2 separate regions of the Homo sapiens genome follow, and region 2 is linked to region 1. The links are chromatin loops, found by intact Hi-C in ENCODE. Cell type or tissue: CD14-positive monocyte. All regions are shown on one strand.

The links. A loop is a pair of places that touch in the nucleus more often than their neighbours do. Peaks named below come from ENCODE experiments on the same cell type or tissue, not always from the same donor. Only the 100,000 strongest peaks of a DNase experiment are listed, where the experiment ranks them.
Region 2: it touches region 1 in a loop (2.8-fold over the local background); 11 of 110 quality-filtered maps call a loop at or near these places.

Annotation. Positions count from the first base shown.
Region 1 is chr14:100,382,823-100,385,322 of GRCh38, reverse strand. All of the region lies in intron 2 of WDR25 (WD repeat domain 25), which reads right to left. Among named protein-coding and RNA genes, the nearest start is that of WDR25, 7.6 kb to the right of the region's middle. RefSeq lists an enhancer at 1,823-2,332. In CD14-positive monocyte, CTCF peaks have their summits at 23 (motif pointing left), 1,263 and 1,465 (motif pointing left); a DNase peak (open chromatin) is centred at 1,452.
Region 2 is chr14:100,539,384-100,541,883 of GRCh38, reverse strand. BEGAIN (brain enriched guanylate kinase associated) reads left to right here. Exons shown (of 7, transcript NM_001385089.1): 6 at 1,305-1,388. It overlaps LOC124903382 (a long non-coding RNA gene), which reads right to left. Exons shown (of 2, transcript XR_007064334.1): 2 at 1-1,754. Among named protein-coding and RNA genes, the nearest start is that of BEGAIN, 47 kb to the left of the region's middle. In CD14-positive monocyte, a CTCF peak has its summit at 1,273; no DNase peak of the experiment used is centred here.

The DNA of each region.
Region 1 (2,500 bases):
GTGGCGAATATGATTTATCCACTCAAAAGACAATCCCTTCCCAAAGGCTTGCGATAAAATCCAAAAAATTTGTTTTAATTTTTATCGATCACTTAACATGTACACAATTTTGTGCCAGATGCTGGGGAATATAAAAATGGGTTCTGGCTCAGGAAGCTTAAAGTCTAGTAGGTGAAGCTGATATGCTTCCATGGCTACTTACGTAAAATAAGACATGAGCACAAGTCAAGGAAAGGAGGAAATTCTTGGGGAAAAGCAGGAACTCGAGCACACACTAAGTGCCTGCTATGTGCCAGGCATTGCACTTGGTGATTCACAACTAATATCGTTTACTTTTCACAAAAACCCAGCGAGGCATGTTTAATTCTCTCCACTTTATAGATACTCAAATGAAGGCTCAGAAGTGAGGTAACTTGCCAGAGACCACGCAACCAAGGGGCTGGCCGTAGAGGAAGGACCCAAGCAGGTCTTGTCACCCAGCCCCCAAGCTCTTCCCTCCTTCCTGATCCAGCAGGGGCCCAGAAGACACTGGCAGATTTTAACCAAAAGGCAGGGGGAAAGCACCCTGGGAAGGGTGTACTGCTGCACCCGCCTCTTTGAGCTCATTCCATGCTGCACCCACCATTTCCTCTCCTCCAGGGACTGGGCTGCAGCCAGCCAGGACTCCTGCCTGTGCCCGAGGCCCTATCCCCACTCCAGACCCACCACCCACACCCACACACTGCCTTCCCCAGATCACCAGGTCCCCAAGATCTGCCATGCTGCCCCACCTCTGACACCAAGGAGGGAAAAGAACACCATGTGCCTCCCAGCCAGGCCACGCACAAACCTGGTGGCCCAGCAAGCCTGAGGCCTCAGCCGGGACTTCTGGCCACAGCTCCTGCCTGGCTCCCCGCCGGTTCCCAATCTGTCTTCCCATCCTGGCTCCTCCAGCCCCTGCCATACACTCTTCACACTGAAAAGTTGTTCAAAGTCAATTTGCCCAAAACCAATTTGCCAAATAACCCCATCACTGAAAACTGACAAATATCTTAAAACAGAGAGGGCCCTGGCCCACCATTTGTATCTATGGCTTATAAAAGCCCTAATGTTCACGACACCACAGTAAAAAAAGAGGGTCAGGAGATGCCAACCCTAGCAGCCATGCTGACCCTGGCCCAACCTCATGACAGCAAATGTGCTCTGCCCTGGGAAGGAACCCAGGGTGCACAGTGCAGTGGGTGGGGCTCCCCAGAAGCTGCCTGGCAGCCCAAGGGGCCCATGCCAGTGTCATCACCTGCAGCACACACAGTCTCCTCGGGACAGGCGGGCACAGCTGCGGCGCCTGGCCCCACCCAGGGCAGCCCCACAGACCCGGACCCAGGTCTCTGAATCGCCCAGGAGCAGGGCATTCCTACCACAGTCCCTCAGTCTGAGCCACCCTCACTGCCATTCCAAGCTGGGCCCACTGCGCCCTCTTCTGGTCATGAGGTGTCACAGTTAGTTGGCTGCTCACAGTTTCCCCTCCATGGGGGCAGAAACGTCTCTCCCCCCACGTCCCCAGTGGCACCGTGCCTGGCACATTTGTCTACTCCACAAGGCCAGAAATCAATGCCTCTACTCAGGTGCTCTCTGCTCAAAAACTACCATGGGGATGCTTCTGTTTAGGAAATCTAAATTTCCCAGGCAAAAGTGACCCAAGCTGCCACTCTGCCAGCAGGGCCCAGGGAGCACTTCACGCCACCAGGCGAAGGCCAGTCCCACAGGGCCCCAGGTCTGCCCCTCACCATCAGGAGAGAGAACTCCAGAGGTGAGCGGGCAGGTAAAAGAAGGCCTCAACAGGAAGGTGAGCACAGGGAGGACAAGGGCCACCACTTGAACTCCAGGGCCAGTCAGACACTGCCCAGGCCCACCAGCAACCCTCCAGATGGGCTTCCCATCCTCCAGCCCTTGCAGCGCAGACTTGGGAAGGAGAGCAGAGAAGCCCCGGGGCCACAGGATCAATCCCAGCATGCTGTGATCCACGCCAGGGATGCCAGAAGCCTCCGCGCACACTTCACAGCCCCCGGAATGGCAGGAAAAGCACCAAAGACCTAAGTGGAAAATCCTGGAACTCCAGGCTGAAGAGAGAATATGACGTTCTCTCCCACAGGACTCTGAGTCTTGCTAGAAAAGAGCACAGACAAGCCACTTCAGGACTCCAGTTCGCCACTTAAAAATGCCACCCATCAATTCAGCTCATTTCAAAGACATCTCTATACTTGGAGCTTCCTTTCTTCACTTAAGAAAATGTTTCCGAGGGAGAAAAGCTCAAAATGTAATTTGCAAGAGAAAAGATGTAGGAAAGTTGGTTCCAGAACTCTGAGGAAACAAGGGCAAGGGAACCACCATTTACTGAGCGCCTATGAGGTACCTGGCTCTGTGCAAGGCACTTTTTCAGCATTTTTCTCACATGAGCACATGACCCAGGTATGATTTTGCCCTTTTACAAATGAGACACTAGACTCCACAGGAAGGCAGC
Region 2 (2,500 bases), 160 kb before region 1:
GCTCTGCCAGAGTGTCCCGTGAGCATTTCCTCCCCGAGCCAGCAGCTGCGGCTGCTCAGGAAAGGCTCCCAGCTGTCCCAGAGCTGGCCACCTCAGACATGGACAGCCCAGGGGCTTGGGTACTCAGCCAGGTGCCCCAGGGGCTATGGGCATGGCACCGGCTTCCCAGTGGCAGCCACTCCTGGCTGTGGCTGGTGGGGCTCAGTGGCAGACCTGGGCTGGCTGGGCAGTGCCTGCAGCCCTCTGGTGCCAGGGGCAGCCGGTCGACTGGGGTCATACAAGGGGTCAGTTCTCAGCTCTCAGGCAGCCGTGCTGTTCTGTTCCTAGGAGGCCCAGGGAGGCACTGAGAGGGGTTTGGCGACTCCGACGCCCTCCACCGTGTAGGCCAAGTTGGGGGCACCAGCCTTCAGTGAGGGAGGCTCCAGGGCCGTGGTGGGGGGACAGAAAGGTGCCTGTGTCAGAGACAGCCTTGCCTGGACAGCAGGATGCCTGGTGCTGGCTGGGTTGGGACTGTGGCCAGCCCTTGCCAGGAGCAGCCATGGGGCAGCTCAGGTGGGTCACTGGGCCTCCGGGCCACCCCAGGGCTAGCTGTCAGAGCCCTCGCAGTGGGGACCCCGGAGGGGCGGGAATGCAAGCCCCAAACACAGGCACATGCAACAGAGATTTTCAGTGGCGAAGCCACACCCCTTGAGTCCTACTGTTTGCATCTGTTTTCAGCTCAGGAGGCTGAGCCAGCGCCCGCCTGGGCCTGAGGTCACACACCTGCCCAGTCCCTGCCCAGCCCTGCAGCCACACTGTTTCCAAACCACACTCTGGGAAGAGGGTTGTGAGCAGCAAGTCTGAAGTGCGGGGTGGAAGGTGCTGGGGGTTCATCCTGCCTCCCATTCCTGCCTGGCACTCCCACCCCGTCATCTTTGGAAGGACGCCGAGAGCCTGAGGGACAGGGACAGGGAGACCAGGCCTGCTCTACGAGCCTGGGGGAGCTCAGGGCCATTGGGGCTCCTTCTTCTACCACTGCCCCCCACCTTGTGGGAGGTTCCCATCTTGGCAGTGCTCAAGGGCACCAGCTAGGGCAGCGGCAGGGCCCTCCATGCTCCGGCAGCCCCAGGTCAGAAAGAGGCTCTCATTTTGCAGGCAAGAGTGTGGAGGCCAGAGAGGGCCGGAGCCAGCAGTGGGTCCTTGTCCTGCTGAGCGCACAGCAGGCCCTGTGCACACCACTGCCCCCGCTGGCCACTTGGCGCTGGTCAGGGCGGCGGGGCCTTGGCTGGGGTGAATGGCGCCAAACGCCTTCTCTTGTCTTTTAGGAGCTCTATAGGAAGGACTGCAATCTAGCGGCCCAGCTGCTGCAGTGCAGCCAGACCTACGGCAGGGTCCACAAGGTGTCTGAGGTAACGTGGCCCCGCAGCCAGGCCCACCCCGCCCCGGGACCACCGGGCTCCTTTTGTGCCAGTGCTACCCCAAAGCCATTTCCCATCTTTGAGGAGGAAGATGCCAGCTGAGCCTGAGCCTCCTCTGTCCCCCTCGCTCCTGTGGGGTCATGACATTGGAGGGGCCGCCAAAGGCACCCCACCTCACGCAGCCGGGCAGCCCCTGGCCCTCACCAGAGTCCCTTTGGCCCACCCCGGCTGCTGGTTGCCCTCGGTTTCCTTTGGGGGGCTGCTCCAGGTCCTTGCTTCCACTGAGCGCTGACACGGCAGAGTGACCTTTGTGGAGCTTCGCAGGAGCCTGTGGCTGGGCACGATGACCGGCAGTGCCTATTTCAGAAAGAAAACATTCAGGAAAGAGGGCGTGGCTGAGGCCACGTGGCAGGCAGGTAGCAGAGCCAGGACCCAGAACCAGGCCTGTCTGATGCCAAGGGCAGATGGGCCAGAGGCCCACCCCTGCCCGCCTATGGTCGCCGCACCCTGCGCACCCCGTCCCCCGACCCTCCCCTCACATGCAATCTCCCAGCCAGGCCTGTGCGTTCCTTTCCCCTGGTCCTGGGCCATGCCTGAGACACTCACAAAATAGATCAAACAGTAGCGGGACACCCCCACATGGCACCAGGCGCTCTCAGCCCTGGCCCTCAATCTTTGTTGCATCTGAGTCTGTCTTCTTCAGGAGCGCTCCAGCAGCATGACTGGGGGGCTGGGGAGTGGGTCATGCCCCCAGTAGAACCCACAGAACCCACGGGCCTGGGAGAGCAAGTCAACCCCTCGCTGGGCACAAAATGGGTGGGGTGGGGGTGGCGGGGGGTGGAGCCTTGAGTGGGGCCTGAATCAGACCTGGGTTCCGGCTTCTCCAGGCGACTGCAGCTTCTGGGCTCTCCTGGGCCCAATCAGAGTGGGGTGGGGAGAGGTGACCCAGGATCCCCAGGCAGTCACAGCACCCACACCCCTGGGAGCTTGTTCAGTACAGCGTCCTGGATCCAGGCTCCCCCTGGTGTGATTTGAGAAGCCGGGAGGCCCCCGTTCGTCTGTCTGCCTGTCGGTCATGGCTAACATCAGTCCTCAGCTTCAGG